Regions from separate parts of the Homo sapiens genome. Here region 1 is linked to region 2. A link is an interaction called in ENCODE POLR2A ChIA-PET data of the cell type or tissue named here. Cell type or tissue: OCI-LY7. All regions are shown on one strand. Each heading gives the region's core, and the rest is flanking DNA. Links, peaks and the distances in the headings are about the cores only. Region 1 overlaps ZMIZ1 (zinc finger MIZ-type containing 1). Region 2 has its middle 280 kb from the start of ZMIZ1-AS1.

Evidence for each region. Peaks named below come from ENCODE experiments on the same cell type or tissue, not always from the same donor. Only the 100,000 strongest peaks of a DNase experiment are listed, where the experiment ranks them.
Region 1: POLR2A ChIA-PET joins it to region 2 with 10 read pairs; 2 of 35 experiments call an interaction of 5 or more read pairs at or near these places.

What each region holds. Positions count from the first base shown.
Region 1 is chr10:79,225,499-79,236,008 of GRCh38, reverse strand. All of the region lies in intron 7 of ZMIZ1 (zinc finger MIZ-type containing 1), which reads right to left. Among named protein-coding and RNA genes, the nearest start is that of PPIF, 120 kb to the left of the region's middle. RefSeq lists an enhancer at 5,483-5,777. In OCI-LY7, for the core only: no CTCF peak of the experiment used is centred there; a DNase peak (open chromatin) is centred at 5,418.
Region 2 is chr10:78,784,917-78,795,426 of GRCh38, reverse strand. No RefSeq gene overlaps it. Among named protein-coding and RNA genes, the nearest start is that of ZMIZ1-AS1, 280 kb to the left of the region's middle. In OCI-LY7, for the core only: no CTCF peak of the experiment used is centred there; no DNase peak of the experiment used is centred there.

The sequences.
Region 1 (10,510 bases), core at 4,164-6,663, 440 kb before region 2:
CTTGTTTCCCTCTTCAAATGAGGAAACTGAGGTTCAAAGAGGAGGCAGGGACTGCCTCCAGTCACATGGCATATTAATTGTAGAGCCAGGACTAGAACCCCAGACTCCTGGCTTGTTCCACGGCCCCAAGCTGTCTATCCTGGCACTGTATTCCTGCCAACTGTAGCGTCCAGGGCATGCCCTGCAAACTGCAAAGTGCTAGGCAGATACGCTCTTCTAAAGGACTCTTGCCCATCAGTTGCCTCTTTTTTCCCAGCACAGTGTGGGATTCTGATGGGATGGGTCCATCCTACCCGGTACCTCCTGCTCACAGGGAGGTCAGGGCTAGACCTGGACTTGTCGGCTCTTTCCCTCACCTACTGTGGGAATCACATGCATCCTGAAGATGGGTGGGTGAACCTGATTTGGGCTCAAAGAAGGAAGGAATTTCTGACAGTCAGGGCTGCCAGGGAGTAGCAGGGAGCAGCCTGTCACCTGAGGCATATGAGCTGAGGATGGAGAATTGCAGAAGGGACCCTGTACTGGTGGGCTTATGGCTTCTGAGGCCTGCTGTAGGGTGCTAGGAGAGGTAAAAGGAGGAGAGGTGGTTGAGAAGCAAGCCCGAGCACCTCGGTGTGCTCTGGGCAGCAATTGCGCGGTTTTAGGAACCTCCCAAGCCCATGAAAAGTTTGCCAGGAGTCCTTCATCACCCGGTGCAGCCTTCCTGCCTTCCTTTCACCACCCCGTGTGAGAGGAGGTTCTCCGGGTGCCTGCTCCCTTCCAGCCCCTTGTTCCTGGTCCATGGCAGATGAGGGGAGCCAGCGGCTTCCTTCATTCCCCAGTGTGGTCCCAGGTGTCCCCCACCTCCAGGGGCTCTGGACATGAGCTGACAGGCTGCACAGGAATGTCTGGGAGAAATCCAAAGGTGGCCGCCAGGGCAGGGCAAGGAGTGGGAGGCCTGATGTTGAAATCAGGGCCTGCAGAGCTGAGCTCACAGAACTGCGTGCTCTTTGGCCCAGGAGGCCAAGTCCCCAACTGAGACAGATGCTACCTGGAAAGGGGCTTGGGAGCTTGCTGTGTGACCAGGTGCAGGTCACTGTCCCTCTCTGGACCCTAATCCCCTCTCCCCCAGTGAAGACATCTAGTGTAGATGCCATACCTCTCTTTGCTGCCGGGGGCACTGGCCTCCCCAAGTCTGGCTGGGTAGGCTCCAAGAAGAAATGTCATTATTGAACTGACTCCTGCTAATTCCCTGTAAAGGCCGGAGTAGGCTGACAGGTGGGCCAGGCAAGAGGTCTACAACACACATCATTTTGTCAAGGCAAAGACGCTGGTTCCAAGGTGGCAGGCCCTCTATGGTTCCATTCTCCTATATTTATTTGTGGTTTATCTGTTAAGTATGTTTATCTATTAAGTATGTTAAATGTTTCCTGCATGACTAATGGATATTCACCAAGTTATTCCACAGTGGTGGGATGTCAGCTTTACTTTCTTATAATTTTCTGTATTCCTTGATTGTCCTACACATAGTATGTATTATCTTTGGACTTACAAGAAAAATTCCATAAAACCACTTTCATTTCAGAATGAAATCCAAAGTTAAGACCTTTTCCCTGGGAAAGGTGCTGTGTACCATCCATCCTCAGAACTGGTAAGTCAAGAGTCAAGCATAAAACAGCCATGTCACCACCTGAGCTTCCGAGGCCCAGGGAAGGGCGTGGGCACGAGGCATTGCTGGGGAGTCACCTCTGCTTCTCTCCCTCCACACACGGCACACTTCCACCCCAGCAGACTGGTGTCCTGGCATCCTGGCAACTGCACCAGCCTCCAAACTATGTTCTCTGCCTCTAGCACCCAAGTCCCTCCTCTACCTGCTGAGGCAAATCTGACCATGTCATCCCTTGTCTAAAACGTTCTTTCGCTCCCCAGGGGTGTCAAGATCAAGTTCAAGCTCCTTAGATTGGCATTCAAGGACTCAGATGATGTGGTCCCTAGAAGTGTCATGCCTGGTCTCCAGGAGGGCCATCTTGCTGCCCTCAGCCTGGGTTGCTCTCGCCTGACTCCCCCGGCAAGACCCTTAAAGACATATATACACTCTGGTTTGCCCAACTTCACTAGAGCCCCTGCTCTCCCAAAAGATCCATATGCCGATCAAAGTGTTGGGCAGCAGCTGGGTGCCAGCCTGCAGCTAGGAGGGGAAACTGCTGCAAATCCAGGGGTGGCAGAGGGAAGCTGAGGCCCCCCCACCCTCCCTACCAATCTTTGGGCTTTTCCAGAGGATGAGGAGCCAGGCCCCTGCTGATGAATTTGAAAGGGAAGGTGAGCTGTGGGCCAGCAGTCTGGGGTGACGCTCTCCAGGAGGGGAAAAAAATCAGGCATGGTGATCTCAGCCCTGTGGATGCTACGGTTTGGGGTTGCTGTGGTCTGAGTGTTTGTGCCTCTCTAAGTTAACGTGTTGAAATCTAATCCATTGAGATGGTACGAAGAGCTGGGGCCTTTGGGAGAGGATTAGGTCATCAGGAATACACCTTCATGAATGGGACCAGTGCCTTATGAAAGAGGCTTGAGGGCGCTCTTTGCACCCATGTGAGGACACAGCCAGAAGGTGCCATCTACGGGGAGCGTGCCCTCACTGGACATCAAATCTGCCAGAGCCTGATCTTGCCTCTGCAACAGGGAGTGATCAATTGCTATTGTTTGTAAGTTACCTAGTCAAAGGTATTTTGCTATAACAGCCTGAACAGACTAAGGCAGGGGCCAAGCAATGCTGCCTGTTCCCTGCCTCAGTCTCCCCAGCTGCGATGCAGGATGCAGGCAGTATTCTGAGAGGCACAGTGGGAAGGCCCAGCCCTGGGAACCAAGCCAGTGCTTCTGCTGCTCCCCCTCAACAAGGGGAGCCCACACCCCCCTTGGGCCCCAGACAAACCTGGGAGTGTGGTGTGTAATTGAATTTGGCCTAATTACCTAATTGCACTGAGGAACAACCAGTACTGACAGAGGCCTTGGTGTCGGGGGCGTGGCTGGAAGCCAGGAGCCAAGAGGGAGCCTCCAGATTCCCCAGGCATTCATGGAACCAGTACTGGGCATCAGTACTTCCTATCACTTAGCCCCTTGGATGCTTGGAACCCCAGGGGGCAGGTGGTGCTGTTCCCATTCCACAGATGAGGAAATGGAGGCTCAAAGTGGCACATCTTGCACAGGGACACCAAGTCAGAAGAAGCAGGAGGGGGTTTAGCTCACATTCCTTCCGCACCTGCACCTTAATATTTTCGTAAAGCTGAAAGGAGAGGATGTGCATGCAGTATTTTGCCTAGCATCTAAAACATGGTAACTCCTTAACTGATTGGCAGTAGTAGTAGGATGATGTTAGGGTTTCACATAAAGGTATGGTGGCAATAATAGCAGGAGTAATGCCAGCCTCGCCCCTGGTACGATGAGGGATGCTGGGAAGATTGCATCCCCCACCCTGTGTCAGTCTCTTCTCAGATTAAACTGGGGCTTGGGCTAGGTGATCCTCAAAGCCCTCTACACTCTGACATTCATGTCAGAGAGGAACAGTAACGATAATGTAACCCTACCACCAATACTTATTATGTATACCTATGAATTATTATGTATCTTGTGACCTCCAAAAATACACCGTCCTCCTGCTTCCCCTTTGCTGTCCAACACACAGTATCCTCCTTCCCATACCAGCCATCTTCCTCCCATAAGTGATTTTTTGAGGGGTGCAGGGGTACCACCCACTCACCTATTCTGTCTCAGTCATTGGGATGTAGCAAATAAGACACTGAGTTTTCACTACATGCAGGGCACAGTTTTCCCTTATATCCTCCCATTTAATCCTCAACGCAGACAGCACCAAACGAGGGTTACAGTTAGCCCCGTTTCCTGATGCAACAGCTGAGGATCAGAGAGGTTAAGTCAGTTCCTTAAAGTCACACAGCTCTAAAGCAGGAGAGCAGGAGGCAAGCTCAAGGTGGCCAACCTCCACTAGATTCTCCAAAAACTGACCCTCCTCCCATCATTCATGGGTCCATTGTTCCTCAAATGATTTCAGCCCAGTGCCTCCACTGGCCACCCAAGAGCCAGCCTCAGTCTCACTGGACTAGCTGCACAGGAGTGGTCAATAGCATTAAAAACACCAGGCATGACCGGGCACGGTGGCTCATGCCTGTAATCCCAGCACTTTGGGAGGCTGAGGCAGGTGGATCACCTGAGGTCAGGAGTTCGAGACCAGCCTGGCCAACTTTGTGGAACCCCATCTCTACTAAAAATTGTATTTTAGCCAGGCGTGGTGGCGTGTGCTTGTAATTCCAGCTACTTGGGAGGCGGAGATAGGAGAATTACTTGAACACGAGAGGCGGAGGTTGCAGTGAGCCAAGATCGTGCCACTGCACTCCAGCATGGGTGACAGAGCGAGACTCCGTCTCAAAACAAAAAAAAACAAAAAACAAACAAACAAAACCCCCCACCAGGCTTCCTAGGCTGGGCATGGTGGCTCACACCTATAATCTTAGCACTTTGGGAGGCCGAGGCGGGCAGATCACCTGAGTTCAGGAGTTCAAGACCAGCTTGGTCAACACAGTGAAACCCCATCTCTACTAAAAATACAAACATTAGCCATGGTGGTGGTTGCCTGCAACCCCAGCTGTTGGGGAGGCTGAGGCAAGAGGATCGCTTGAACCTGGGAGGCAGAGGTTGCAGTGAGCTGAGATCGCGCCATTGCACTCCAGCCTGGATGACAAGAGTGAAACTCCGTTTCAAAACAAAAACAAAAACAATAACTCCAAGCTTCTTGTGGAATCACAAGTGCTGGCAGTTCTGGGTGTGTGTCACGCATGGCCTCAGGTGGCCCCTGTGTAGCAGCTGTCCCCTTGGTGGGGCTGGGCACTCTGGTGCCCCTGATCACTTCTGTATCTTCAGTGAGATGCCATCTTTGTGTCATCTGCCTAGCTGTGTGGACATGTGACTCTGACACAGAGCAAAGGCACCCCAGGAGGAGGCACAGGACCGGAACCCTAAAACCTAGCCTAGCCCGAGCAGGGCATGAGTGCCCTCGGAGGAGGGGTCCACACCCTGGGCCTTGACCCATGGGGCCACCTTGGCACCTGTGCCCTCCTTCTTTAGAGGGGCTGTGTCTTTCTTCTCTTTTGTTTTTCTCCTCCCACAGTTCTCTTTCCATTTGGAGAGGGAGGAGAACTAGGCACAGAGGCCCTGACACTCAAATCTCTCCCTGGAGACCACTGGGCCACCTGCACATCCTCGCGCTTCCACACGGGCGGACAATCAAGCACAGGCACCACCTCCACCGCATCCAGCATGCTTCAGAGTGCTGGCTTCCCGGCTTCCCCAGGGAGCTCAACAGTGAACCACTTTCCCGCCGTCTGTGCAGGGAGGAGTTCCCATTTTCTCTCTTCTGAGACCCTTTTGAACAGACATGGACCCTGCACACAGGCGGGCCCCTCGACTCCCGGCAGACGCTTAATTGGGAGGAAGTGATTCTAAACATCTGGGGCGCACATCTGAGAGTGGGCTCAAGACCACACGGAGCCTGGAGGAAATGGGAATGTATGCAATGATGTCACTTCCTTGGCTGAGGGTCCTCAGGAGGGGGCAGAGCTAAACAACAGCAGGCATTTCTGGGGGCGTGGCCCAGGGCTGGAGCAGGGCAGCAGCCTGTGAGCAGATAGCCGGCCACCTAGAGCAGACGCTGCAGATGACCCTGGCAGAGCCGAGCAGCAGGACCTGTGGTGCACGGAGCAGTGGTCCCAAGGGGAAAGGGGAGAGACAAAGGAAGTGGGGGAGAGAGGGAAAGGAGGAGAAAGGAGACGGGGAGAGTGAAAGAGAGGAAGGAGAAAGGGGGGCGGGGAGAGAGAGAAAGAGCCAAAAGGACAGAGGCAGAGAACTGTTTTGCTCGGCCGGAGCCTCCCAGGGCAACCTACGGAGGAGGGCAGCGTCCCCACACAGGGTGCAACGAGTCAGTTCTGATCCTGGCTCAGTCCCTCCCTAGCTGTGTGACCCTGGGCAAGGGACTTAACCTCTCTGAGCCTCAGTTTCCTCACCTGGGAAAGAAGCACAGGGGATCCCTGTTGCGGGCTGTTGTAAGTCAAGGGGCTCACCTATGTAAACTGATGGCAGATGACTATCCCCTCACCGTCCCAACCCAGTCCAGGTTGGAAACTTCCTGCTGGAAGTGGCTGGTCCCGCCTCTCTGCTTCCCCACCCCACAGTGTGGTTCTGTGTTGTGGGTCTGTTGACACCATCTTTTCCTAAGCATGTCCCTGCCAGGTCTGGGTCTGTGAGCTCCTTTGGGAGTACAGGGTTCCCTAAGTACGGATCACAGAGTCTAAACATAATAGCTACCCATGAGCTTACGTTGAAGGGGTGAATTTAGCTTATCCTGTGCGCTGAGTTTCTGCCGTCATTATAATTATGTGCCTGTTTGAAAGGCAGACTGCTAATGTTTCCCCCCAGTAATTCCTGTTTCCTGCAGAGACAATAGTGTCTCTTCATCCCAAACAGGTGAGACTGGGTCCTCTGGAATTCCCTACAGGAGTCCAGCCCCAGGCAGTGTTTCTCACCTGGCCAGCCTCAACAAGCCAGGAAGCTTTCCTAGGAATATAATGAAGCATCTGTTAATAACTCTTCAAGGAAAGCCGTGGCCAGACTTCCCGAGCTCTGGGTTCTGTGTCTCTCTGGGCTCAGAACAGCACAGGCAGCCGGCAAGGAGGCTCTGCTTCCCTCCAGCCATCTGCCTGGCCACCGCCCTGTCCCCAGTGAGGGGAATTACCACCTTGCAGAGCTTCCACTGCAAAACACAAACACCTGGTTGCCTGGGCCGCACCTTGTCAGGGTGAGGAGATCCAGATGGTCCCTGGAGAGACAGCTGGGTTACCATGGAAACAGAATTGCTGCTGCTCCAGCCAGGAGAGCTGGATTCTAGATCTGTGGGACCCCAAGCTCAGTGGAGAGAGTGATTTGCATACAGTCACATAGCAAGTAGGTCTCAGAGCCTGGACTGTAAAGCAGGACTTCAAAATAATCAGAACTATTACATGCAGAGCCCTCATGAGATGGCAGTTTATGCTACATACTTGGTACCTATCATTTCATGAGAGGCTGGGAGATGAGGCCGGGGATACATATAGCATGGAAGCTGCAGAGCTAAACCAGGCCCACGTCAGCCTGATCTTGAAGCCCAAGCTCAGGTCCCTGTCCTAGGCTACCCCCAATTCTGGTTTCCAGCACTGGGCTCTACATAGCCTGAGACTAGCCCCATACCAGAAGCTAGCTGGCCCTGACTCAGGGAACACTGAAATGGTGGAGGCAAGGAGGGGCTAGGGGCCTGCAGGCAGAGACCCATTTCCAGGGCCTGAACCCTCACCTCCGAGCCCTTGCTCTGCCATGCATGCTGACCTGGGCAGCTCACAGGGGCAAGAGGGCAGGGGTCTGTTGGCCTGAGCCTTCCTCCCTGCCCCTGTGTGCCAGATGGGCCCTGGGAACAGGCAAGAGGCACATTCACAATGAGTCTGATCCCAGGGAAGGAGGAAGAGAAGAAGGCACAACCATGGAGGAGGAGAAGGAGCACCATATTTGGAGTTGGGGCAGGCCCAGGTCCACAACCCTCCTCCCCCAGTCTCTTGATTCTTCCTTCTTCTCTTCAGACTCAAGGGCCCACACATCCATCCACTCAGAGCCATGTCTTCACTCATCCCTTGCCTTGTTATACAAAGGGTTGAGCTACTTTGGACAAGTGAATAAATCTCTTTGAGCGTCAGTTTCCTAATCTATAGAATGGGTTGGATTCTCATGAGGATCATAAAATACCCAGCTGCAATGCATGGCATGAAGCAGTAGCTCAATAAATGGTACTTTAAATGTTACTTTCTCTTCCTCCTACCAATCTTTGAATAATTTTGAGCTGGGCTGCTGGGAAGACTTGGCGAGACAGAAGCCCTCAAGGTTTCCCTCACCCAGGGCACAGACAGGATGGGAATGGTGAGACAGAGGCCTTCAAACATCCCTTGCCCAGGGCACAGACAGGGTGCTGTGGGCCCTGTCCAGCCTCCCTCTGCCAGCTCTCTACTTTCCCCTTCTGCAGGGCTGCCTGCCTCCTGCACAGTGGCTCAGATTCTTTTTTGGGGAAAGGGGGGATGCATTCTTAGCCCCATCTAAACCTCTGCTGTCTTGGAGACCCCATTTACCCCACCTTAGTTAACAGGGTCCCACTCATCTCCACACCCTTGGAGGTGGTGTGACTGGCATTTACCTTGGCCCTACCTACACATAAGGGTTCCATATTTTTACAACACTAGGTTTTGTGCTACCTCCAGGTATGAGAGGCATTTCAGAGAGCATGAATGCCAACAGGCTGGAATAAAATTTCTCACGCATATACAGCATGTCCTATACACCTGGCCCTGTTCCAAGCACTGTATAGACCTTAACCCACTTAAAACCTATGATGTAGGCATTATTATAATCCCCTTTTGTCAAACGAGAGAACCATGGCACAAAGGAGTTAACTGACTCTTCCAAGGTCTCAGAACTGGTGATTAGGGGGCTGGGTGGGATTCACACCCAGACAGGCTACTCCAGAATCCATGCTTTTTAATGACCACCCTTCTCTATGAAACAGCTGAATGGCTTCTGGAAAAAATATCTGAAATTGGGGCTGACCCAGGCTCTCTGCTATTCATCATCCATGGGACCCTGAGTGTTGAATGAGCCCAAAGATGGGAGGGTGTTTAACCTACCAGCAAGGACAAATCATTGTCAAACACTTAAGGCCTCCACTTGCAAGCAGTTCAGGTGATCTTTGGCAGCTCTCAAATCATTACTGTGTCTTTCCCAAGACTTCATTTTAACCTGTTCATAGAAAGCAGGGGCAGCTGGTGGCTTTGGGGTTGAATGTTCTTGTTTGAATCACAATTTTGGCTCTTTTTGGCCAGAAAGCCCTGGTCAAATTATTTTATTTATCTAAACCTCAGTTTCCTCATCTGTAAAATGGGGTAGATATGAGTACCTGGGATCACCATGTGGGATAAGTGAGTTCATGGATACTCAAGGCAGTGCCTGTTACAGAGAAAATGCAGAACTTAATGTTGGTTGCATCATGACTGAAAGGGGCTAGGAATCAGATCTTTTCCTAATCCAGATGCCCTTCCCTGACCTGTCCTGGCTCTGTATGTCTAAAGAGGCAAAACTGATGATAACCGTACCATCATTAATGCCTATCTGTCTGTCTAACCCAGAAGGTACATACTTTGGTATTTACAAGGTATTTACAAGGCTGTGGCTTGCAACACTTGGTTAAAAAAAGTTCCACAACCAGCCTGCCCACCTTCTACCGAGGCCCTGCTCCATTTCACTCTCACACCCTCGAATCCCCTGAAATCCCTCCTCTGGGGGCGAGAATGCTAAGCTCCATCTTAAAACCAAAGCTCTGGCTTCCTTAATCCTCTTACCTGGCTCTTTCCTCTACAGAATTAATTGCTGCCAATGGCTTTTTTAACTCCTTGGGCAGCCATGGCATCCTCAGGGCAACCTGGGGCAGTGCTGGTGGGGGTTGTTTTGGCAGGACCTCTGTCCTGGGTGCACCTGTGGATAGGGTGGCTAGAGGCAGATGCAGGAAGGCTCGGGAAGGCAGGCATGGTGATACCTGTGGCCCTGCATCTCCAGAGAAGCTGTTCCAGCTCCTCGGGAGCACCACTGAGTCCCTGGTGACCTGCAGAGATGCAGGGATGGCCTGGCCAGAGCTCTGGTCCCACTTCTGCCCTTGCCGAGACCACCTCCCCACCCCTCAGAGCCTCTATTTTCCCCTTAAAATGGGAACAAGCTCATCTGGAGGAGTCATAGGGTTGGACATGTAAGGGAGGGTGAAGGGCTGTGTGGCCCTGCACGGTTACTGCCATCTCCCACCCACAGAATGGGAGCATTCACTTATTTCAAACCAGGAGAGAAGGGACTGCGTGTATTGCATGTGTATGTGTTTGTAGGCCCTGTGCTTAGCATGAGGTGGGCCTGGCACAAGAAGCTTGTCATCCCTCGCCCTTAAAATTCCAGTTTAGTATTTTTTATTTTAAGAGGCACTCTCACACCCACGGCCTCATCATTCTTCCTGCAGCCGTGAAGGCAGAGAAATGGTGTAGATGGACAGACTGAGGATGAGACGGCTGCTGGGCAGGGCACAGCCTACCCCAGGCCCCAGAGCCTCCTTCAGAGCTGCACTTCTTAACTAGGGCACCCTCAAGTGTGGTCTAGGTGATATGGCCCCCCAGGTTGCTTAGGTAGTCACAGGTCCCAGTGGGAGAACCACTGCAACCTCAGCTGTCTTTCCATCATTGGGATGCTGTTGTTTCTAAGAAGAGAGGCTCAGTAGTTTGGTGCTCACTGGTCTTTAAGCCTTTTCTAAACCCCTTCACCCTTTACCTCCCCTTTTTTTTAATTAAAAAAATTTTTTTGTAGAGATGTCTCACTATGATGTCCAGGCTGGTCTCAAACTCCTGGGCTCAAGTGATCCTCCCAC
Region 2 (10,510 bases), core at 3,368-5,867:
CCCCAGGACCTGAGACCTCAACCTCCACGATGTTAAAGAGAAAAGGAGAGCAAGCAAGCCCCTTAGATGGGCCTGGTGCAGCTCCCCCTTCCTCCTCTCCCAGAGGGACCATCTTCTCTTCTAGCCAGAGTCTTTGCCAACCCTCTCTGCTAGTTTCTTTGCCTCTAGCTGAAAATGAGCCAAGTCCTCCTACAGCCTAGGAAGCTGTGTGAGGCAGAGACAGTGCTGTGCATTCACGAAGCTATTTCTTTGTCCAGAGCACTGGATTAGAGCACGTTTTCAGTGCTCACAGCCCTAGCAGTGGTCAGACGCCTAAAGCTTGCCATGGAAATTTAGCAGGAGTGAGATGCTACTTCCTGTCCAAGGCAATGATGAGCAGGTGGTCCTTCTCCATGTTTCCCCCTTTCTGTGGAGCTAGAGGTCAAGGTGTCTGAGATGCAGGACTGCCAGGTGGGAGTAGCCTGGGTCCCCAAGTCACCACTTGTGGAAGGACCATGCACAACCACTGCCAGGCCTTCCTCACACAATGACAGGAGCCAGGTGCAGCTCTGTTGGGTTACACCGCTGAGATTTGGGGGTTTCTCGATGGCATTGTCTACCCTCTCCTTAGGGCCCAGGCCTCATCCTTGTCTGTTATTTTTTAACTCACAAATTCTTAAAGAAGATACAGACCCCGGAGACATAGGCTTCAAAGGTGCTTGTCACTTGCTGTCGGGACTTGCCCTCACCTCTCCTGGGCTTGCTCAGCCACAGTGGCCTCTAATGGGCAGAGTCAAGGGTGCTTCTCGGCTTGCGGTCCCTCTGGTTCTTCCTGAGCTTTAGGACTCCATAGCCTTAGTTTCTTGAACTCTGTCCTCTTCTAATCCTCTTCTCTTTCCTCTGGATCACATTCTCCTATAGCCTTACCCATCGAAAGGCATGGACTTAGGGTCAGGCATCCCTGATCTCTCCTGAACAAATTGTACAATCCTTTAACTGAGGCATGGGCTGTCCATCTCCTCAGGGCACCAAGAGCTGGGGCTCAGGGCTATTGCCAAGGGTAACGAGATCATTCTCATACCGAGCCCAGCACAGGGCTCAGCAAATGTCTGCTTTCTTCCCCTCTTCTATTCTCTGGATTATTTTCCTGCCTCATGCATCTCTGCCACAAATATAAACTGTATTTGTTCTCTTCTCTCTCTGTCTCTTCTTCTTTGGGGATTTGTAACTACTTCCACAATTTCATTCAGTTCTGTGCAGGTAGCTACTAGTATCTTGCCCTAGCTTTAGAGCTGTATCTGAAACTGCATCACATATGCATCATTAATTGATCAACTCACTCTACACTTATTTATTGAGAACCTACTTTTGACAAGAGCTTATGCTTGGCACTAGAGACAAAACAGTAAACAAATGTGGACGTGTTCTTTTCCTGTGGGGTTATTCATCTAACGATGAAGCCAGATATTAATACAATAATCTTGCAAATGCATATAAACTTGAGATTTTCACAAGTGTTTTAAAGGAAAGACATATGATTCTTTGAGATCTAATCATGGGTTCTTTGACTTAGCAAGGGTATTTCTTATGGAAGGTGGAGGTGAAGCTTAGTTCTGATGGAGAATGAGGAGTGAATTAGGGAAAGAGGGAGGGCCAGCATTCCTGAGAGAGGTACCAGTATGACCAAGCAGCTCATATCAGCAGTGAGTGTGGCAGGAAGAAGGTGGCGGGTAGAGGAGGAGTAGGGGAGGAACAGAAGGGGGCAAGCTGCGTGTGATCAGGGTGGAGAGGGAGTGTGGAAAAGTCTACTCTTTGCCCCTCAACATCTAGCCTCCTTTTAATTTCTTTTTTCTTTTTCTTTTTTTTGAGACAGATTCTCACTCTGTCACCCAGGCTGCAGTGCAGTGGCATGAGATCTTGGCTCACTGTAACCTCTGCCTCCCAGGTTCAAGTAATTCTCGTGCCTTAGCCTCCCCAGTAGCTGGGATTACAGACATGTGCCACCATGCCTGGGTAACTTTTGTATTTTTAGTAGCAACTGGGTTTTTCCATGTTGGCCAGGCTGGTCTAGAACTCCTGACCTCAGGTGATTCACCCATCTCACCTTCCCAAAGTGCTAGGATTATGTGTGTGAGCCACCGTGCCCGGCCCACCTTTTAATTTCTTACTAGAGAAACTTTTATTTTTACTGGGCCCAAGGCTGCCTGAATAGAGACTATATTTCCCAGCCTCCCTTGCAGCTAGACAAGGGCATGTAACTAAGTTTGGCCAACAGGATGTGAGTGCTCTGTTCAACTTTTGGGAAATGTTCTTAAGGGGAAGGGCACAGCCTTCTCTGTCCATTTGTCCTTCCTACCCGGTGGAACTCCAACAGCTTTTCTAAGCTGGAGCTGCCATTTTGAACCACAGGCAGGATCCTGGATGAGGGGGTGCAGAATGACAGAAAGGAAGCAGTCAGGGTCTCTGATGACCACGGACCTGCATGGTCTGCCCCCAGCCATTGATCTCTTTGTGTTCAAGAGAGAGAAACACACTTCTCTCATATTTAAGTTACAGTAGCTTGGGGGCTTCTGCCACTCACCGATGATTATAACTAATACAGACAGACAGCAGCCACACAGTGCAGGGCTTTGTGGCCATGTGAAGGCATTTTGTCCTGATCCTAAAGGTGGAGGCCCATAACTGAAGGGGTGGGAACCCATGCCGGGGTGCTACCACGGGCTCCAAAGCAAATTTGTTGCTTTCTGCACTCATCTGCTCAATTCTTTCAGCAGGCATTTACTGAGTATCTACTACATGTTCGGCTCTTACCTAGGTCCTGGGGAATCAAAAATTAGTATGATAGATTCCAACTTTGAGACAGAGGCAGTCTAATGAGTTATAGACATGTAAGTAATGATGACAGTTCAATCAACACTTACTGAGTACCGTGGTGACATTCCACAATGGTGTTGGCATATAAAACAGGGTAGAGCACTGATCAGTCAGAATGGGCACTGCCAGAAACAACAGGACGGCCACCCTGCTCTGTCCCAGCTGAGTTTCTTTCCAGCCAAGCACCTGATGTCCATCGGATACAGCGTCAGACTCTGGGAAATGCAGCGACCCAGGAGATAATGCCTGCTCTCATAGAGTTTATGAGTTTTACTCTCCAGGAAAGAAAAAAAGCCATGAAAATAATAGAAGTGGAGTCCTAGCGTCCCAAGATAGGTGTGGGATAGTGAGGTGAGGGGTGGAGTGGTTGGTTCTATCTGAAGGCTCAAGAAAAATCACCTAGAGGAGACACCTGTTGAGCTAAAGTGGTAAGAATGAATAGTAATTAGAAGGGGGTAAGGTTCAGGGCCCTCAGGGGTATGAACAACATGCCCCTGGAGTGCTGAGGATGAAGTAACTCATTTGTTCTGGCTGCGTATATGTGTATGTTTGCGTGTGTATGCTTGTGTATGTGTTTACAGTGGAGTGTCACTTAATGACAGGGATATATACTGAGAAATTTGTCATTAGGCTATTTCATCACTGTATAAACACCACAGACTGTGCTTACACAGACCTAGATGGTACAGCTTATTGCACACCTAGGCTATATAGTAGAGCCTATTGCTCCTTGGCTACCAACCTGTACAGGATGTTACTGCACTGGCTACTGTAGGCAATTGTAACACAACGGTAAGTATTTGTGTATCTAAACAGAAAAGATACAGTTACAATACGACATTATAATCTTATGGGATTACCGTCATATATGCCATTTGTCATTGATCGAAATGTCATATGCAGTGAATAACTGTATGTACGTGAGTGTAAGATGTGTGATAATGTGTGTGTATGTGTGTAATGCATGTATATGTGTGTGCACACACCCCCACACTGCATATGTTCAGGGAGGTGAGGGGGATTAAGGGAAGGCATTACAGAGGAGGTCACCACTAAGCAGAGTTTTGAAAGAAAAATAGGAGTTCCTCAGTGGACAAAGAAGAGCAGTTTTAAGTGAATAGGACCTGCTTTTTAAGAGGCCACAGGGTCTGAGAGGGGTGTGGAAAGATGTGCGGGGAGTTTAAGGCAGTGAGTCAGAGGGCTGAGACAGAGTCTTGCACTGTCACCCAGGATGGAGTGCAGTGGCACGATCTCAGCTCAGTGCAACCTCCGCTTCCCGGGTTCAAGTGATTCTCCTGCCTCAGCCTCCCAAGTAGCTTGGATTACAAGTGATGCCACCACGCCCAGCTAATTTTTTGTATTTTTAGTAGAGATGGGGTTTCACTATGTTGTTCAGGCTGGTCTCAAACTCCGAAGCCAGGAAAAATTTCAAACAGAGGGGAAACATGGTCGACTCTGTTTTTTTTTTTTGTTTGTTTGTTTTTTTTTTTTTTTTTGAGATGGAGTCTCGGTCTGTTGCCCAGGCTGGAGTGCAGTGGTGCGATCTCGGCTCACTACAGGGATATCTCTGCCTCCCGGGTTCACGCCATTCTCCTGCCTCAGCCTCCCAAGTAGCTGGGACTACAGGCACGCACCACTGCGCCCAGCTAATGTTTGTATTTTTGGTAGAGACTCTGTTTTTTTTTTTTTTTTTTTTTTTAATTAAAGAAAAGGTAATTAAGCTATGTGTGGTGGCACATGCTTATAGTCCCAGCTACATGGGAGGCTGAGGCAGGAGGGTCCCTTGAGCCTAGGATTTCAAATCTAACCTGGACAACATAACAAGACACCATCTTTAAAAAACAAAAGTTAATTGGGAGAAACTCCCAAAGTGTCCCCCTATGGAAAGTTAGTAAAAAATAATGGTGTACTACTCAGTGGAACTTCAAACGGCCATTAAAAACAAGGAGGTGGATCTATCTGTGTTCATATAGAATCATTTCTTTTTAAAATATTTTATTTTATTTTAAGTTCTGGGATACATGTGCAAGACGTGCAGGTTTGTTACACAGGTAAACGTGTGCCATGGTGGTTTGCTGCACCTATTAACCCATCACCTAGATGTTAAGCCCTGCATGCATTAGCTATTTATCCTGATAATCTTTCTGCCCCCACACCCTCACCCCCTCCCGCTGACTGGCCTCAGTGTGTGTTGTTCCCCTCCCTGTGTCCATGTGTTCATATAGAATCATTTATAAGATAAATCATTGAGTTGAAAATAATCAGGGTGCTGTGTAGTGTTTGTAGTATGGTCCAATTTGTTTGAAAGATGTGTGTGAATATGCCTGCATAAAGATGTCTATCTATCTGTCTGTCTATCTATCTATCTATCTATCTATCTATCTATCTATCTATCTATCTATCTAGCTATCTATCTATCTAGCTAGCTAGCTATCTATCTATCTAGCTAGCTAGCTATCTATCTATCTAGCTAGCTAGTTATCTATCTGTGCTTGTATGTACCTAATGTTGCTTTCTATAGAAATTAAGAACACATTTCAATTAAGAACACATTAAAATAGCAACAAGATCTCACATTTCACCAAATATTTTAAATAAAGATAGTTTCCTATATTGGCCAGGGTTCTGGGAAGCAATTTCTACAGAAATTGTTATTTCTATATAGGCACACAAAAAATTATTAACAGTGTTTGCTTCTATGGAGGGGAATTAGGAGTACATGTTCTGGAGGAGACTTACTTTTCATTGGAAACCTTTTATATGAATTGAATCTTTTTAAACATGTGCATGCATTACTTTTCCAATAAATTAAATAAATATGTATTAAAAATTTTATTCTGCCTGAAATGTGAGTGATGGATTGAAGTGAGAAGAGACTTAGGGTATCACGAACCCTTCCTTGCCTCCATTTCCTTGATTAATGGTGTCACATCCATCCAGGTTTCAGTCGCAAACCTTGAAGTCATCTTCAACTCCCCCCATGTCTAATCAGTTATCAAGTCCTGCCTGTTCTACCCCAGAAACCCCTCTCCTCTCAGCCCTGGAATAGACAGAGAGATTGATGGGACAGAGCTGCAAGCCCAGAAACAGACTGGAGTATGTATAAATATTTAGTATGTGATAATGGTGACATTTCAAGTCCTTGTGGAAAGGATGGATTATTCAATAAATGATGTTGGAAAAAATTAACTCCAATCCTTAGCTCAGTCATAAGCTAAAATAAATTCCTGGTGAATTTAAGACGTATATAAAAATAAAGTCACAAAGGCACTAGAAAAAAATGTAGGTCAGTCTGCTACATAAAATATGGGACTGGAAAGGGTCTTTTTAAGGAAGATGTTGAGAGAAGATATTATAAAGACAAATTTGATAGGTCAGACTATACACAGTTATTTTTGTTACATACTACACGCATAAAAAGCAAATGTATGACTGGAAAAAATACTTCCAAAAATGTGGCATATAAAATGTTAATAAACTTAATTTGTAAAGAAAGCTTACAAAACAATAAAAAAGATAAACACTCCTAATAGACAAATGGAAATAAGTAATTAACAGAAGAGAAAAACAAACGGTAAGTAAACATATGAAAAAATGTTCGATGTTGCTGTTTTATAATTAAGAACACATTAAAATAGCAACAAGATCTAGCATTTCACCGAATATTTTAAATAAAAGATAGTTTACTATACTGGTCAGGATTCTGGGAAGCAATGTCACATATCACAGGAGGGAGTGTAAAGTAGGTCAGACTCCATGGGGTACTCCACCAGCGTATATCAAAGTCTTCAGAAATTTACGTATCATCGACTCCCTAATTTTATGTGTAAGACTTTATCTTGAGAAAATTATTAAGAACATCACAATGATCACCACAGTATTGCAGATAACTTCAAATGTTTGGAAAACAAAACCCTAAAATTTCTTGGAATGAACAATTGATTAAATAAACGGAGGTATATCCAAACAACGTGCTATTATGTGGCCAGTAGAAGTATCTTGGTTGAAAATTACATTCGTACACTGAATTTAGAAGACAGCGCATAAAATGCAACTCTGTTTTGTTTGTACAAACATCCACTCACAGATGTAAAGGTATAGACAAAAGTGTAACACTTTCAACAGGAGCCGTTTCTGGATGGGAAAATTATAAATGATTCTTATTTTCTTAAAAATCACTCTATATTTCAAAAAAAGCCTAATAAATATCAATTACTAGAAAAATATTAAAAATGTAAAATTCACCTGCCCTTTGTCCCAGAAGTTATAGAAATTCATTATAAAGAAATAATTAGAGAAGACAGAATGGATGTTGGTTCAATGTTTTTCATCCCAGCATTCCAAGGAATGATGAAAACTGGAAATAACTTTAACATCTAAAACCAGAGAATATTTAGGTAAATGATGGTCGGATACAATGGAATGCTGTGAAGTCATAAAACTTGAGTTATAGAAGAATATTTATTAAAATGAAAAAATTATTCACAAGAATAAGTGAAGGCAAAGCAGGCTAACCCTTGTTTGAAAGAAACAGAAAATATTAGCAAATTCTACACTAAAATAGTGTAGTTACTCTGGGTGGACAGGCAAGCTCTTTTGTTTGACATTCTTATACGTTTCTAAGTGTTCTGTATTCCACATGTATTCCACATTTTAGTTTTTTTAAAATTTGGGGAACTATTAAAACACCATAAAAAATTAAAAGTCAAATAACATGACTAGGAAAATATTACCCCATATGTGGTATTCAAAGTGTTTTAATATATTTAATCCACAAAAGGCTCTTGTAAGTCAAGAAGAAAAATATGAACATCTCAATAAAAAGATTTGTGTGGAATATATAAAGACCATTAAGAAAAGAAATATAATCATTCAGTTAGCATATGAAAAAAGTGGAATATTGCTAGTAATACTCAAAGAGAGATGAAAATTTTTGCTCTTCAAATTGGAATCCATTTATCAAACACTGATAATACCCAGTGTTGCTGTTTCTGGGAGTAGGGGGTTGGGATGGAGAAGGAGAAACCCCCCTTCATGCAGTAATGCTGGGAGTATAAATTACTCAGCTTTTCTGGAGAGCATTTTGGCAGATAGACGAAAAATCTTAAAAACATTAATTCTTTGTGACCCAGGAGTCCAGTTTCTAGGAATACATCCTGAAGAAACAACCACGGATGTGCAAAAATTTCATGGACAAGAATGCTCTTTGCAGCCCTACTTATTATAATAACAAAAATTTGGAAACAGTCCAAATAGTCAACAATGAAGGTTTGGCTTGGTTGGCAATCACAGTACAAGTCCACAACATGATAAGCAGGATTCCAGAATCCACAATGCAATTACAGTTAACAGATCTGCATTAGGTTTGCTGCAATTTCACTGGTGGCAAAAATCTGACACTGAACTGAAGGGAATCTTTTTAATAGTCATCATTTATCTCAGTTAGTGAGAATATTCAAATATTTTCTTGTCCAAATACTGTATTTGATTCTAGGCTACTGTTGAGGTCCCACTGCAGGTGCTTCCTAATGTATCCTTTTTTTAAAACAGATTTTTACCTTTTCAAAACCTAATTAATTCTAAATTCTGAAATATCTGGCCCCAAAGCTTTCAGATAATATTCAAATAATGAAATCCCATGATACCACTTAAATTCATGTCCTCAGGGAGCTTTGTTGGATATTTTGGTCACTTACTTTTTTTTCCCTATTTTTTTTTCTGTTTGAGATGGAGTCTCACTCTGTCGCCAAGGCTGGAGTGTAGTGGCGCGATCTTGGCTCACTGCAACTTCCGCCTCCCGGCTTCAAGCGATTCTCCTGCCTCAGCCTCCCAAGTAGCTGGGATTGCTGGCACCCGCGACCACGTCCAGCTAATTTTTGTATTTTTAGTAGAGATGGGATTTCACTGTGTTGGCCAGTCTGGTCTTGAACTCCTGACCTAGTGATCCACCTGCCTCAGCCTCCCAAAGTGCTGGGATTATAAGCGTGAGCCACCGTGACTGGCCTTTTCCCTATTATTAAAAGCAAAAACCAGTAGGATATAAAACAATGCAGATTATAATAATATTTTTTAAGTATGTCCCTGCAGATCCTTTTAATAGACTAAATAGACTTGAAGGAATATATCAAAGTATTAACAATGGTTATCGACGTATGATGAAATGATGAGCTATTTTAATTTTCTTGCATACATTTTTATGTTATCTGAATTATCTATAGTAAACTTATATTATCTTGAACAATAAACGTATTTTAAAAACCCAAACTAACTCTAGGCAGTAGAAACTGAAGTACAAAGTCCTTAGATAAATACGTCAGAGATCCATAGCCAGGGTTCAAACTCAATTCTTCTGACTCTGGACTCCTGCATTCTTTCCCCCTTGAATGTGCTGCATGGAAACCAGTGCTCTTGAAAGAACATCCAGCAGAATCTTCGTAAACGCTATGTGCAAAGATGTTTCTGTGGACACGTGCATACTGAAAACTATAAAGTCCAGAACTTTAGGCAGGACTTCTCAGGGCCTTTTACACTCTAAGATGCAGCACGATTCCACAGAAGAGCTATCCTGTGCTGAGTTCCAAGATCGTTGGCCACACGTCTTTTCTATTTTATTTTATTTGTATTTTAGCTCTGCTTATCTTTGTGAAAAATCTTCTAGGACATCTTGAGAATGTGTTTCACAGAAAACACTTTAGAAATGCTAATCTCATGGAAAATTTTATTCTTAAACTGAGGAAAAATATACAAGAACCATCTCTAGAGTGGTGACAATTTCCTGTGGGAATGCTGACCCTTCACAGTTTATTAGCTGTTCCCTTTTAAGAGTGACTTCCATAATAAACACGTGAAAGGCCATGGTCCTGGGAGGGAGCTTTGGTGTCCTTTAGGGAGGCCATTTTGACCTGCTGTGATTCTGCAGAGGATCATGGCCCATAGCTCTGGCACTGATGGAAAAGTCCATAGAGGCAGAAAATCTAAGCTCCGGATAGAATTCTCTGCATTGCTTGTTAGGTGTTCAGGAACCCAACAACTTCTCACATCCGTGAAGAGATTTGGGAGACACTCGGCAGACAGGGAGCCTAGTGGAACAAATCGTGGCCTGAGAGCTAGCAGCAAAACTGGAAAAGGACTTATTTATGCAAACGTTCTGTGTAACCTTTGCCAGCTCACAGCTTCTCTCTGTGTCTCAATTACTTCACATGCAAAATGTAAGGGTTGATTAAGGCAGAACAGCAACCTTGTTTCATCTTACTTGCCAACTCTAATCAATGGGTAGGGGTTTCCTGGAGTGCCTTGAGGCTGCATCCCTGCTTAATAGGAAGGGATGCTGTGATTGATTACTAATGTCTGCCCTGGTCACGGTAGGAAGATTGCACTGATGCTGCCCGTCCTCTGCCACCTCAGAGTTGAGAGACATCTAAACACTCTTGAAGACATGGGGTGCTCTACAGTGGACACAAGGGAGTCAGCCCCAGATCTAGTTCTTATTTCATAAACGCTGGAGATCTTTTGTCTCACTCCTTCTCTCTCTTTTTTTTTTGTTCCCTTCCATCTATGGAGATTCTAAACTCTTGGCTTTTGGTCTCTGTAATGGCAAAGTGATGGTTTTCCATGGCAATCTTTTTATACTCCCTTTCTTTCACCTTCTTGCCAGGGA